Linked DNA regions of Homo sapiens: region 1 is linked to region 2. The links are chromatin loops, found by intact Hi-C in ENCODE. Cell type or tissue: IMR-90. All regions are shown on one strand. Each heading gives the region's core, and the rest is flanking DNA. Links, peaks and the distances in the headings are about the cores only.

Region 1 (7,769 bases), core at 1,787-6,786, 420 kb before region 2:
CAAGAGAAGGAACTGCTAGGGAATCTCCATTTTATTAGCTCTCCACATGATTTTTATGTATACTCAATGCCTAACCACTGATATTGACATTTCTGAGCTTGAATTTCCTGATGTATGAGATGGAGATGATAGTACCACCTGGTTATTGTGAGGACCAAGTAGATAATTAATGCAAAGGTATTTTGCTAACTGTAAAAGTACTCTAGAGATTTGAGGTGTTTCCATCCCACAAAATCCTTCTCTCTGTGATGTTTTTAAGGAGGATAGCACCAGGAGAGTGGGGGAGTGAAGACTGCATTTAATGGGACCAGGAGAGTTAAATGGAAAAATATTTTCTTCTGTCTCCTTCCACCTTCTACCTTCTACCTTCTGTCCTGCAGATTTCCTGATCTGATCCCAATGGCAGTCCTATGGGGACGTGGTTAGCACAGACTCCCTGCCCTGTAACTGGTGGTGATGCATATTGCCAACATCAGTCTGATGCATTATTTTAACCGTTTCAAGCCCCCTCTGATATCGAAGTCCCTTTAGTGTAAATCTCTCACAGTCCTGAATGCTGAGCTTTTGGTCCTGGTGGGACTGTTAATTATCTACTCACTGTGGCGTTCACTGTGTATGCCACTGGGCAGAAGCTTCCCAGAATGTGTGTGAAATGGCTACACAACATATTTGGACAAGTGCACTAATATGGCCACTGGTGCAGAAAATTTGGGCCCTGAAGGCTTAAATCAGAGATGCACAGACTGAAGTCGAATTCCTGGAGGTGGTGCAAGGACTTTGCCTCCAAACTGCTTTTGGGGTGAACTTTAGAGGATAACAGGCTACCAAGCTGGGCCTCAGCCTCCTCATTCCTTCCGTTCCCTACCTGTCACTCTGCCTCTAAGTGCAGCTGCTCTTCCAAGAGGGAGACTGTACTTAGTTCTATGAGACAAACTAATAACCGAATGGATTCTCATGGAAATATGAAGCCAGAAGAAAGGGGGGAAGTGGGGCCAAATCCCCAAGGTGAAAAAGTGAGAAGTCTCAGCATTCAGCCAGTAGGGGTTGTTCCTGTCAACCCCTTTTATTGCTTCTGCCCCAGGATCAGTGAATTAGGAAGATGCCAGTGTGGAGACAAGCCAGCATGGAGCATGAGGGCTGGGCGTATGCTCCTAAGTAAGAAGTGGCCCGTCTTCCCTTCTGATTCTTCCTCCTGGTCCCCAGTGCCTGAGCCTTTGAGGCTATTCCCCTCCCAGACAGACATTGCTTTACTTCTGCCTTTGAATTGAAGCCCCATTCTTTTTGTAGTCCTCGTAGCCTCGATTTTAGGCTGATGGCTCCAGTAAGGGGTGGGGATGGGAGGTGTTGCAGGGGTTAGAAGGAAGGAAGGCTGTCTCTTCCATTATTCCCTATCATCTAGTGAGAATCTAATGGGAGGGGTGAGTTAGAATAGATGCCCATACAATAGGAGTCTGAGGGTGGTAGTCAGGGCAGGGACAGGGCACAGGGTAGAACCCTTGGAAGGAGTAAAGGGGCATATAGGGAAGGGGTTTAACGGCACAATTAGCTGAAGCTTGGCAAAGGAATAATGAGCTCTAACGAAGTAAGAGGAATTAGAATCAAAGCCCTGGTTCTGGGCAGGCTTCAGACTGTGGCTACAGCTAGAAAGCCTGAGTGATTGAATAGCACTGTGCTAATTACATTTTTTTCTTGTTTTCTTTCCTGTTCTCAACTCTCCTTTTCATCTTCTGCCATCTCTCTGCCCTAAACACCATTTTTCCTCTTTATTCCCCTTCTCTTCCTCCTTACCTCTGCTCTCACACATCCTTCGTCCCCTCTCACCAACCCTCTCCCATATTTCTCCCCCCTTCCTCCATGCCCTCCTGTTCTACTCCCTCCACCACCACCCTCCAAAGCTCTCTGGTGGATGTGAGCTGACAGTGGTCCTCCAGGACTTCAGTGCGGGCCACAGCAGTGAGCTGACCATCCAGGTGGGGCAGACGGTAGAGCTGCTGGAGCGGCCCAGCGAGCGGCCTGGTTGGTGTCTGGTCCGTACCACCGAACGGAGCCCGCCCTTGGAGGGTCTGGTCCCCAGCAGCGCCCTGTGCATCTCACACTCCCGAAGCAGCGTGGAGATGGACTGCTTCTTCCCCTTGGTGAAAGGTAGGAGAACAGAGCGGGTGGGAGGCACAGACCAAGGAGGCCATGAGCGCTGGCCTGACTCTAGCTGAAGACCACCATGGAAGTGACCTGTCTCACAGACCCATTTTTACCCTGTGGGGTTTCTTTGGGACCTGACTGTGAAGAGAATGGGTTGGGAACTTGGAGAGGAAGAGCTCCCGAGTAACTGTGTGTGACTTTGGGAAAGTCATTTAGCCTTCCTGAGTCAGTTTCATCTTGGAAATGAAGGTTGAATTAAGTAACCTCCAAGATCTCTTCCAGTTTTCCCATCATATCACACTACATTCGGGAAAGTCCTCTTCTACCTTTGGCCAAATATGGTTTAGACTCATCCTTTCTCCACTGACCCACTCCCGCTCCACAGCAACTTCTGGCTCTCTGACCCCCGACCAAGTACTCACATGCTGACCTGGAGACACCAGGCACACCCAGGGAGGAGCCACAGCTGAGTCAGATCTGATCCTTCCCTCAGCCCAGCCAGGCTTTGAGGTCCATGACTCCTTTATGTGCCTTCAACAGATAAAGTATTCTAGCCTTGGCTTTTATTGTATGTAAGCTCTGTGTTCCCTTCACATGCCTGTTTACTCACTTTTTCTCATGCCAGGGAGACTAAACTCCTCATGACAGTGTTTCTTTAGGGGTGGTCTCTGGATTAGTAATATCAGCATGCCCTGGGAACCTGTTAGAAATGCAGGTGCCAGCCTGGGCAACTTAGTGAGACCCTGTCTCTACAAAAATTTAAAAATGCAAGGCGGCACATACCTGTAGTCCCAGCTACTTGGGAGGCTGAGGCAGGAGAATCACTTGAACCCGAGAGGCTGAGGTTGCCATGAGGCTGCAGCAAGCCAAGATTGTGCCACTGCACTCCAGCCTGGGCAACAGAGCGAGACTCTGTCTCAAAAAAAAAAAAAAAAAAATTAAAAAAATTAGCTGGGCAAAATACAAAAATTAGCCGGGCATGGTGGCGCACGCCTGTAGTCCCAGCTACTCGGGAGGCTGAGGCAGGAGAATGGCGTGAACCCGGGAGGCGGAGCTTGCAGTGAGTCGAGATCGCGCCACCGCACTCCAGCCTGGGCGACAGAGCGAAACTCCGTCTCAAAAAAAAAAAAAAAAAAAAAAAAAAATTAGCTGGGCAAGGTGGTGTTCACTTGTAGTTCCAACTACTCAGGGCATGGTGAGGCAGGAGGATCACTTGAGCCCAGGAGTTTGAGGCTGCAGTGAGCTATGATTGCATCGCTGCGCTCCAACCTGGCTGACAGAGAAAGACCGCACCTCTAAAAATAAAAAATCAAAGTTAAAAGCCAGGTACAGTGGCTCACACCTGTAATCCCAACACTTTGGGAGGCTGGCTTGAGGCTAGGAGTTTGAGACCAGACTGGGCAACATAGTGAGACCCCCATCTCTACAAAACTAAAAAATTTTAGCCAGGCATGGTGGCACACACCCATAGTTCCAGCTACTCAGTGGGGGGCTGGGGCAGGAGGATCATTTGAGCCTGGGAAGACAAGATTACAGTAAACCATGCTTGCACCACTGCACTCCAGACTGGGTGACAGAGCAAGGTCCTGCCTCAAAAAGTGTTTTTAAATTTAATTTTAAAAAAGAAAGAAACGCAAATGATCAGAACCCCCACTCCTCCAGAGCCGGTGGGTCCCAACAGTCTGTATTTTAACAAGCCTTCCAGGTGGCTCTGATGCACATTTGAGTTTGAGATCCACTGACTTGTGAAGTCCAAGTGGCAGAGGCCTTGCAGCCAAGCATTTTACACTGAGGAAGCCAAAGCCAGGCCTTAGTTCTGGGCTTATTTTTGTAACTGGCCAGATAATCAGCAGCAGGCATGCCTTCTATGCAGACCTGTGCTAGATATTTCTAGGAGAGGAAGATGGGGACGAGGGTCAGCATGGAGACCTGCTGCAGGCTTCCTGATGGTTAACTGTGAACTCAGAACATATTTAAAACACTCCGGTGTCTGGAGTGCCATCTGGTCTACCTCCAAAGCCTGACTTCCTTTCCTCCACTAGATGGCAGCAGCAGGCTGAATTGTTTGTGCTGCATCCAGCCTTCCAGGGTTTTTTCCACCAGGAGAAAAATGTCAGCTAAGACCGACGTCCTAATTCTCCTCGTGCCCTCCACTCCCAATTTAATCATTGCCTGCTTTCCCCCCTGTCCTCTGAGGACTAAGGAGGGACTGTGTCAGGAAGTTGTGTGGGAATTTGAAATTGCAGGCACAAGAGGAAAATCAAGGAAACTCAGGAATCTGGTTCCGCTTGAAGTCTAGCCAAGAGGAGAAGAGGGTACACAGAAGGTAGATTGTGAGGGTAAAATGAGGTAATGGAGACAAAACACAGCAGTGCCTGGCATTCAATGCACTTTAGTTGTCATGATAAGTTTTTGCTATTATATCATTTGCCATAGATTATCCAGCAAAATAACTACACACTCCCACAAGTCCAGTTGAGAGACCCATCTGCAGAGACAAAATCAAGCACAGCAATTCATTTGCCGCAAAAGGCTAACGTTCCTTGGATCCCCAGGTGTGGGTCGTTTTCATCAGGAGGGACTCAGCTTCAAGGGAAGATGAGACTTCCTGACCTAGACCTGGCCTCCTAGCCTGAGGCTGGGTAAAATGTGCACTCCCTCCCTGCTGGGGCTGCCACATGTGCAACTTCGCAGGAGCAAACCCAAGGTGGAAAGCCAGAGAGCAGTGTCAGAGTCAATCTGTGATCCCGAAGTGGGAGGTGGAAGCATTCAGGGTAAGAATTGCACAGGACTGGGGGTTGTCTCGACTATAGGACAGATTAGTGGAGATTTAACTAAAAATAGGAGATGAAGACCAGGAATGGAAAATAGAGGCAAGAGACAAAGCTGGGAGGGAGGCTGTCATAGAACTTTCCAGCTAATTCTGCCAACCAGCATAGCTTCTTAAAGGTACCAGCAGTGCCTATCACCCATTTCTTTGGCTTTTTATTTCCAGGTTGGTTCCTGTTTCCCCAAGCTTAGGCCAATTATGCTGAGCTTTCAAATGGCATCCTGTGAGGTCTTACTATCTTCTCACCCATGTGAGCTCTGAATACAGAGGTCCCCGACTCCCAACAGTCAAGGACCTAAGTCGGCCAGGCGCAGTGGCTCACTCCTGTAATCCCAGCACTTTGGGAGGCTGAAGCAGGTGGATTGCTCAGGCTCAGGCGTTCGAGACCAGCCTGGGCAACATGGCGAAACCCTGTCTCTACAAAAAAAATTTAAAAATTAGCCAGGTGGGGTGGTGTGCACCTATATAGTCCCAGCTACTCAGGAGGCTGAGGTGGGAGGATCACCTGACCCTGGGAGGCTGAGGCTGCAGTGAGCCATGATCATACCACTGTGCTCCAGCCTGGGTTGCAGAGTGAAACCCTGTCTCAAAAAAAAAAAAAAAGGACCTAAGTCTGCATTCTCCATGGAGCACTCCTTATGCCCTTAACTAGACCCCATTTGAAAGTGTGTGCAGTTATGCACATAGCCCAGCCTCAAAACCCTTTCCCTGTCTCTCTGGGGTCTGCCCAGAGTGTTGGCCTTAGCTAAGACCCAATAAGCTATTCCTTCTCTTATTCCAGCTGGCTGCCTGCTTGGCAAACCGCCTTTTCTTCTCTCAGCAGTAATTTGTCTCCAGTGGGTGCTTTACCTTATAAGTTATGCACAACTAGATTGAGAATAAAATGTTCCTCTGGGGGTTGTGGAATAGGACAGAGTGGTCTCATCTGGTGTCAGGAGGTTGGAATCAATTCCTTTTTCAATTCCCATAAGAGAACTGGTCCTCTTAGCATTTGCAGAGAGCACCAAGTCAGCACTCTTGCAGGCTGTGTGAAGCAGGGACTATGTGTGAGGGCTAAGCACCTTGTGAGTGCTCAGGCCATGACTATCACCCCAGAAATGGGGACAAAAGAACCACAGGATGGTTCTTGATGATCCACTAGCACAGGGTTCCCAACGCTGGCTGCACATGAGAATCATCTGGGAGCTTTTCCAAATGACAATGCCCAGACCCCACCTAGAACAAATGGAATCAGAATCTCTGGATGGGGCCTGAGGGTCAGTATTTTTAAGTGTTCCATAGGTGAATCTAAGGTGCAGTCAGGGTTGAGAACCACTGCACTAGCCCGGTCTCCTCTCTTCCAAGAGAACACTCAGGCTCAGGAAAGCAAGGTGACCTCCCTGAAGCCACAGGGAGTCTGTGGCCAAGCTGGAGCAGACCAGGGCTCCCAGCACCTGTTGAGCTTCTGGGTAGTGCTAGGGCTCCTCTCTGCCCTTCCCTCCTCTGCCTTCTGTGGGAGCAGTGGTTGGTTATTTCCTCCTGATAAGTCTTGGTGTCATTCATGATGGGGTTGGTGAAAAAGAGTGGGGCTGTGTGTCAGAATTGGGGTGGGGCTGCCTTTCCTGCTACTTTACTGCCACTCTGACATCTTAGGGCTTCTCACTGGGATTGGGCCCTCCAGCCCTAGTCCTGCCTTTCCACAGGCCCCTCTCACTTTCACAGCAGCAGGTGGTGGAGGGCAGCACCTCCCAAGAGGCAAGCCTTTGTAGCAGTGGTTTCCAACTCTGGATGCACCTTAGAAACCACCTGGAGGAGGTTTCTAAAAATACTGATGCCTCATATCCACCCCAGAACAATTAATCCAGCTGCCAAGGACCTGGACATCAGTATATTTTTAAGTTCTTTTGTGAAAAAAATAAAAAGAAAAAAATTAGCCGGGCATAGTGGCATGCACCTGTAGTCCCAGCTATTCAGGAGGCTGAGATGGGAGGATTGCTTGAGCCTGAGGGTTCAGGGCTATAGTGAGCTGTGTTCACGCCACTGCACTCCAGCCTGGGCAAAAGAGTGAGACTCTATCTCAGGGGGAAAAAAAAAGAAGAAGAACAAACTTAGTGATTCTGATGTTCCCTTAGGGTTGAGAACCACTGCTTTGTGGACTCAGCACCCCCAGGGTGTCAAGCTTAGGAGATACTTAAAGATGTATTAGAAAGGTTGAGGGTTAATGTCCAGATTATATAAAGAACTCCTGCAACTCAACAACAACAACCAAAAACTAAATTTAAAAATGGACAAAGGACTTAAACAGAAATTTCTCCAAAGAAGATATACAAGTGACCAATAAGTACATGAAAAGATATTCAACATCACTAATTATTGCTAGGAAAATGATAATCAAAACAACAATAACATGTCACTGCAAAGGATGGCTATTGTTTAAAATGTGCACACACAGAAAATAACAAGTGTTATGAGGATGTGGAGAAATTGGAACCCTTGTACACTGCTGGTGGGAATGCAAAATGGTACAGCTGCCATGGAAAACAGTATGGGATTCCTCAAAAAAGTAAAAATAAGATTATCATATCATCTAGCAATCCAACATCTGAGTATATATCCAAAGGAATTGAAAGCAAGGACACAAGCAGAAATTTGTACACCCATGCTCATAGCAGCATTATTCACAATAGTCAAAAGGTGAAAGCAACCCCAGTGTCCAGCAACAGGTGAATTGAATATATACATACAATGGGATACTCTTCAGCCTTAGAAAGTTAGGAAATTCTAACACATGCCACAACATGAATGAACCTTGAGGACATTA
Region 2 (7,769 bases), core at 1,660-6,659:
CCGGGGGTGGGCACACTCGGACATGTAACACCATCCCCTGGACACAGCTGGCTGGTCCTGGAACAAACCCACCATCCAAAGTGGATCAATTAGTTACTTCCCAGGAATTTGGGAAAAGAGGGCCATCACTTTCACAATTGCTGAGCTAGAGACCTCCCCACCCCCAACCAAGAGCTGTTTGGTGACCCTATTTCCCATCATGTTGTCTGGGAAGGAGAGCCTGCATACAGATACATGGCAAAGAGTGGAGATGAGCCATGAGGATGCAGTCATGGCAACATGTGCTCTCACAGGAAGCTCCTCGCTACCCCCAGCTGCTGAGCTTCCTTCCTCCACTTCCTTGGTTCCTTCCACTCCTGATGCCAGGATTCTTCCAATAAACTCTCTTTGTCGCTTAGGCTAGCTGGGCTCACTTACTCCAGGAGAACCTTAGCCAACCTTCCTTTAAGATTCTTGAACACATTACAGAATTTTCTAGGTAGCCACATTAGTTTTTATCTTACAATGCATTCAGTTCTCTCCATATTTTTCCTCACTGAGCTCACTTGTGATTTATGGTTAGAATTTTGCCTTTTATTTTTTAATCTTTTTTTTGAGACAGGGTCTTGCTCTGTCACCCAGGCTGCAGTGTAGTGGCATGATTACATCTCACTGTAACCTCACCCCCCAGCTCAAGTGATCCTCTCACCTCAGTTTCCCAAGCAGCTGGGACACTAAGTGCATGCCACCATGCCTGGCTGATTTTTTTTTTTTTTTTAGAGATGAGGTCTCGCTATGTTGCCCAGGTTGGTCTCAAATTTCTGGGCTCAAGCAATCCTCCCGCCTCGGCCTCCTAAAGTGCTGGGATTACAGGTGTGAGCCACCGCACTCAGACAAATTTTGCCTTTAAAATCTTTCCATTCCTCCTCCATCTCTGTTCACAGCATTCTTATTTTCTCCCGCACCTTCTGAAATTCACCTTTTGCAAGTCTACAACCAGGGTGTGAACATACCCGGTGCCCACCACTCTCCACTGTGACAGTGCCCCACATGATTGTCACTTTCTCCTGATGTTTTACACAACTCTATCCCTTCCACCTCACCAAATAGTCCTCGCTAGCAGAAGGGTTGGGTACAGAACAACAGTTCCCTCTCCCCAATCCCTGCCTTACCCCGTTTGAAGTGAAGGGAGGCCAGTCAAGACCGAGTAAAATGACTGCTTTTAGCTGAATGAGACTTCCAGCTGCCTTCTGGGTAATATTAATAGATTCTCCCTCCTTCCTCCTAAGCAGTTTAGTGCTGTCTTCCCAGATGTTTGTTCTGAGTGACTTCCACCAACACACAGCATTTCCATTGGTCTAAGTCTTTTATAACCCAAGGCAACAACTGGGTGAACACAACTGAAAGACACCTTCTACACCTGCCATCAGACCGTGGGTTGGGCTGGGAAGACAGTGTAGAAAGATATTTAAGCGGAATGTCTGGCTTCACGGGAAGAGGGCTGTCAGTGGGGAAGGCAGACTCTCACTCCCTGCTGGCTACACTGGGAGGCTGTGAGGCAGGGGTCTCCTCTGAAGAGGTGCAGACCCTTTGAATGAAAGGATGACCTACAAAAGAGACGTGGCAAATATGAAAGAGGGATGGAAAAAAATGTCTGTGGCCAGAAAAAAGTAATCTAGGAGAATTATGTGAGCTCTATGATCACAAAATGACAATAACCATAAAACAGAAAAATGGGGCCAGGCACGGTGGCTCATGCCTGTAATCCCAGCGCTTTGGGAGGCTGAGGCAGGTGGATCACCTGAGTTCAGGAGTTCGATACCAGCCTGGCCAACATGATGAAAACCTGCCTCTACTAAAAATACAAAAAGTTACCCAGGTGTGGTGGTGGGGCCTGTAATTCCAGCTACTCAGGAGGCTGAGGTAGGAGAATCCCTTGAACCCGGGAGGCAGAGGTTGCAGTGAGCCAAGATCGCACTACTGCACTCCAGCCTGGGCAACAAGAGTGAAACTCCGTCTCAAAAAAAACCAAAAAACAAAAAAACAACCAAAAAACAAAACAAAAACAAACAAAAAACAGAAGAATGGCTTAGATGACAGGAATATTTTAAAAAGAGACTTTTGAAAGGCAGTAAGAGGGGAATGGTTAAGGAAGTTACAGTAGGTCCATAGAGCAGAATTTCACAGGACTATCAAACGTAACATTATAAAATTACGTAAGTGAAAACATTCCACAGTTTACTAGGTTTAAAAGCAGGTTACAGAACAGTATGTTCAGTGAGATCCAATTTCTGTTAAAAAGACATACACATATATATCTCTGGAAAAATATATAATACCAGTGTTTCTCTAACTTTAATATGCATATAAATCTGCATATTAACTAAATTTATGGGCCTGGTGAGAATTCAGATTCGGATTCAGTGGGTCTGGAGTGGGGAGCCCGAAGTTGCTCATTTCCAATAAGCTCCAAGGTGACATGGATCCTGCTGGCCTATGCCCCACACTTAGTAGTAAGGAAACATGGTGAACATAGTGTTTAATGGGTGGTGAGACTGTTTACTCTCCTCTTCCCTTAACTTCTATTTATTTTCTAATTAATTTGGGTTAAAATAGGGGAAATTAATGGGCATGTGCTATATTGTTATTTTTTAAAAAAGGAATTTATTTTAAAAATAGAAAAAAGGCTAAACAACCCAAAGTTGTTTAGCAATTATGAAACTGTGAGGAGGAACCAACGTAAACTTCCAGCAACAGAGGAAATGTGCACGCCCTAAGAAAAGGGTGGAGGCAAGGGGAGTGAGAGACACATCTGATGACACATTCCTAAAAGAATTCTGGGGCCATCTGGCAAATGGGATATTTGCTGTTGAAATTGGTGGAATCTGGGATATAAACAGAGAGATATTTTACGTGTTTAAAAAATTAAAAGGAGAGCTGTGATAAGAAAGGTGCAGGCCTGCGCTGCCCAGGAGTGGGGGCCCTGCTCCAGCAGGGGGTGAAGATTTGAGAGAAAGGTTTGTCCTGCCCTTTCCAGATATTTATTCGTTTATTTTTTGAGACAGTCTTGCTCTGTCGCCCAGGCTGGAGTGCAATAGTGCGATCTCGGCTTACTGTAGCCTCTGCCTCCCAGGTTCAAGCGATTATCCTGCCTCAGCCTCCCGCGTAGCTGGGATTACAGGCATGTGCCACCATGCCCAGCTAATTTTCGTATTTTTAGTAGAGATGAGGTTTCACCAGGTTGGCCAGTCTGGTCTCGAACTCCTGACCTCAAGTGACTCTCCTGCCTCGGCCTCCCAAAGTGCTGGGATTACAGGCGTGAGCCACTGTGCCTTGCCCTTTCCAGTTTCTCTGTAAGGAGCAAGGACTGAAATCTGGGCACAAGTAGAAAGTGCACAGAAACTTTTGAGGGGTGGGACATAGGTTATGCCTAATGCCAAAATCTACTGGAGTTGGATGATGTGTGCTTGGCTGGAAAAAGCCAGCCTCCCCAGCCTCATTGGGCTTGGGTAGAGCATGTGCCCTAAAAAGCCTGCATAGAGAAGAAGCATTTCTTGCCTACGAAAAATCCAGCCTGAGTCACAGCCCCAGGAAGGCCCCTGCTGTCTTGGGTGGCAATAATGGGAGTAATAGCGGTGGGCAGTCAGAGCCCTGCTATTTGGCACAAAACGTTGAGTGATGAGTCACAGACTCCCAATATGCTATCACCATAGAGAGGGATGAATTCCCAACTCCTTAACCAACACCCAGGTCTTGGCCCAGACCTCAGAGAAAGAGGCAGGTGGCAAGTGCTACTTATTATCAGCCACTATAATATTAACTGTCTTGCAACACTGAAACTAATAGAGATATCAAAATGATAAAGTGATATTTACATGCCATCACAGAATAACAAAAGTTACCAAACTAAAGATAGGCGGCCGGTTCTAAAAGGTGGCCAGGAGCAAACCATCCAGACAGGCCTCTGCCCTCTGCTGGACACAGTGACAGTGACTTGGACAAATGGGAAGGAAAAGGAAGTCTGAGGAATCAGAGAGAAATCTTGGCTACTTCCAGAACCCCACAAAAATAATGGAGAGGACTTGACTTTTTCCTAACATAAGAACTTACAGAATAGTCAATGACATAGGGAAACAGCATCCCCAAACATGTATAGTACTTAATAATCTCTGAGAAAAAAATTACCAGTGCCACTTAGAATAATGCCCTGCAGCTCACACCCCTTTCCTGCAGCCCTTTATAGACTCATGTTCCCTAGATGGATCACTCTTCCATTCGCTGAGAAACATGAAGCATTTTCTAATAAAACTTATTTAGGGGTCAGGTGTGGTAGCTCATGCCTGTAATCCTAACACTTTGGGAGACCAACGTGGGAGGATTGCTTGAGCCTGAGAGGTTGAGGCTACAGTGAGCCATGATCAGGCCACTGCACTCCAGCCTGGGCAATAGAGAGAGACCTCATCTCTAAAAATAAAAAATAAAAACTAGGGAGCTGTCTGACCAAAGCAGGTTTAAAGTACTAGCTCATTCTATGAGAGGCCTGTCAGGGATGAGAGGCCCCAAGAGGACTGAGCAGGTCATATCTCTTACCTCCTGCTCCCTGGCTCACCCGAGGGGCACACGTGAACAGGGTGGCCACACCTCCACACCTCTCACCTGTCTCACTGGCTCTCTCTTTCTCTGCCATCAGGTGGGATTGCATTCAGATGAGTTTCTTGCACACGTGATACAGGTCTGCTGCACTTTGAGCCTCCTGCTGCTAAGCCTCTCTGTTTCTTTTTTTCTTTTTTTTTTTTTTTTTGAGACGGAGTCTCGCTGTGTCGCCCGGGCCAGAGTGCAATGGCGCTATCCCGGCTCACTGCAAGCTCCGCCCCCCCAGGTTCACGCCATTCTGCCTCAGCCTCCTGAGTAGCTGGAACTACAGGCGCTCGCCACCATGCCCAGCTAATTTTTTGTATTTTTAGTAGAGACAGGGTTTCACCGTGTTAGCCAGGACGGTCTCAATCTCCTGACCTCGTGATCCGCCCGCCTCGGCCTCCCAAAGTGCTGAGATTACAGGCGTGAGCCACAGCGCCCGGCCAAGCCTCTCTGTTTCTAACAATATCTTAGGATCAGGTCCGCAGGCTTGTGATGTAACCTCTACTCTTAGCCTTGAAGCATCTCTTCTGAAAGACTATATATGTGTACACACACACACACACACACACACACACATATATATATATATATATATATACCATGTAGTTCTAGTATTCCAGCATTTGGGAAACAAGACTCAAATATCTTAAATTTCTGTCTGATTATTCAGCCTCCTTTTTCCACATTGAAACGTTATAGATTTTCTTATCTATTTTTGTGCACAGGCTACTCCATTCTCTGATCAGTTTACGAGCTCTCTGTGACTCTGTTCTGGTTTCAAGTGAGAAATGAGATTCACACGAAAAAGTGAACACACACCACTCTGTAGACCAGGCAGCCCCTTTAAGGCATAGATATCCTCCTAAACACAAAAGCATAAAGACCCTGAGCCCAGCTGAGAAACTGGCTTGCCTAAATACTGATCTTTAGAAAGGACATGTACTGCCATCCAGACTGTTTTACATAAGCCAAATCTCCAAAATACTCAAGCCTACCCTGTTCAGCATTGACACCTAAAAAGAATTTTGACTATTCTTTAATTTATTAAATAAAAAAGCCTAAAATATGATAACTTCCTTGCCTTATTAAACTGAGTGCACCAAACACCATTTAGAGCGTGATGACTGGGGTCCATTGGAGTGAAGGGCCGTGCTCACATGGTTCTATGGCCCCACAGTGTCCTCTGGGACTTCTAAAGAGTACAGGGTTGTTTACTACACCACTCAGGGCTGCAGGTTGCTACTTAAAAAACAAACATCGGCCGGGCACGGTGGCTCACGCCTGGAATCCCAGCACTTTGGGAGGCCGAGGTGGGCGGATTACAAGGTCAAGAGATCGGGACCATCCTGGCCAACATGGTAAAACCCCGTCTCTACTAAAAATACAAAAATTAGCTAGGTGTGGTGGTGCACACCTGTTGTCCCAGCTACTTGGGAGACTGAGGCAAGAAAATCGCTTGAACCCAGGAGGCGGAGGTTGCAGTGAGCCGAGATCGTGCCACTGAACTCCAGCCTGGCGACAGAACAAGACTCCATCTCAAAAACACAGAAAAACAAATATCAATTCTGTGAGTCCCTCCCTCTCTACTCATATGACTATAAATATAATTGCTTTTAGAATTGCCTCCCTAGTCTTTCTCTGAGGCTATCTTCTGTAACCTCTTGCTAGTCTGCAGTCAAGATAAATCAGATGACCAAAGTCATCAGTAATCCTAAATGGATATGTAATTCCAAGTCTCTAGACTCTGACCTGAGAGTAGCACCATGCTGGGTGCACCAAGAGAGTTTTATGTCAGTTTTATATTCAGCATTGAATGTGTTTGATTTTTATTTCATTATTTTTATTTTTTAGTTATGCTCAAAGAAAGTCAATAATGAAACTTGCTAATAGAAAACCTTTACGAACAAAGAAAACACCACTGAAGAAATCAGATGTAAGGTATACCACTGGGGAATAGAAACTGGGGGCTTTTTTACACACATTAAATAAAATCATGTCTACTTTCCTTCTAGTAAACTTATAAAATAGTCCACTGGCACATTTGTCTGTAGGATGAGAGCCAAAGCTGTCCTAAACTAAAATCTTCATTGTTAGTATTTCTATTACATCCTATGATATGCTATATCCCCAAATTTAATTTTGCAGATAATTTCAATTTCTAATGTATGAATATAAGAAAATGTCAGTGCAAGCAATCTTAAATGAATCACAACTGGTTTTCTCCAAGAACTGGATTAGGTGCAAAACACGCCCCGCTCACAGTCCCCACCAACACTCTTGGCTGCTTGGCGTTCCACCCTCTACTTCCACCTGGAGCAGAGAGGACTCCTAAGTGTGTCTCTAGCATGCCTGGTGGGACTATGCTGGAAATATCTAAGCTGCACCCACATTCTCCTCTGTCCAGTCTGTTCTCAATGCAGCCCAAATTGCTTTCCTTGATCAAACTGCTTTCCTGCTCTAAGACTTTTGCCAGCTGCCTGACAGTTATTGATTAGAGTCTACACTCCTCAGCCTGGTGATCCCAACCCCAACAGTTCAGACCTCATATACTTTGCCAATCCAAATCCTCTACTTTCTGCCTTCCGATCTTCCTATCTTCCAGCCACATCCACTTACACACTGTCCCCAGAACACCAAGGGCCCATGGCTGCCTGAAGACCTTTGTCTAAGTTGCTCCCTCTGCCTGGGATGTCCTCCCCCCATACCCGCCAGTCTAAATCTTTCCTACTGTTCCTCTAATTCCACTCCCTCCAAGAAGTACTGTCGAGTGTCCTCTCATTCTTCTGTGGGCACAGTCCCTGCCTCCCCGTCCCACACCCCATGTCTGGTTATCACAGTAACACTCAGCACACAGCAGGGGTATTTAGGAGTGAGTGTTTCTCTCCCTGCCCAGCCCAGACCTTGAGCCCCTGAACAGTACCAGTCAAGTCTTTCTCTTTGTTTTTTTTGTTGTTGTTTTTTGGGTTTTTTTTTTTTTTTAAAACGAAGTGTCGCTCTGTAACCCAGGCTGAAGTGCAGTGGCGTGATCTTGGCTCACTGCAACCTCCGCCTCCCAGGTTCAAGCGATTCTCTCACCTCAGCTTCCCAAGTAGCTAGGATTACAGGCATGTGCCATCACACCCAGCTAATTTTTGTATTTTTACTAGAGACGG

Evidence for each region. Peaks named below come from ENCODE experiments on the same cell type or tissue, not always from the same donor. Only the 100,000 strongest peaks of a DNase experiment are listed, where the experiment ranks them.
Region 1: it touches region 2 in a loop (7-fold over the local background); 3 of 110 quality-filtered maps call a loop at or near these places.

The regions. Positions count from the first base shown.
Region 1 is chr3:124,560,948-124,568,716 of GRCh38, forward strand. KALRN (kalirin RhoGEF kinase) reads left to right here. Exons shown (of 60, transcript NM_001388419.1): 34 at 1,896-2,142. All of the region lies in intron 2 of LOC105374076 (a long non-coding RNA gene), which reads right to left. Among named protein-coding and RNA genes, the nearest start is that of UMPS, 170 kb to the right of the region's middle. RefSeq lists an enhancer at 3,995-4,289 and a silencer at 3,995-4,289. In IMR-90, for the core only: a CTCF peak has its summit at 4,181 (motif pointing right); a DNase peak (open chromatin) is centred at 4,184; H3K27me3 peaks cover 1,405 bases.
Region 2 is chr3:124,982,761-124,990,529 of GRCh38, forward strand. All of the region lies in intron 14 of HEG1 (heart development protein with EGF like domains 1), which reads right to left. Among named protein-coding and RNA genes, the nearest start is that of MUC13, 52 kb to the left of the region's middle. In IMR-90, for the core only: a CTCF peak has its summit at 3,949 (motif pointing left); DNase peaks (open chromatin) are centred at 2,791 and 3,611; H3K27ac peaks cover 1,400 bases.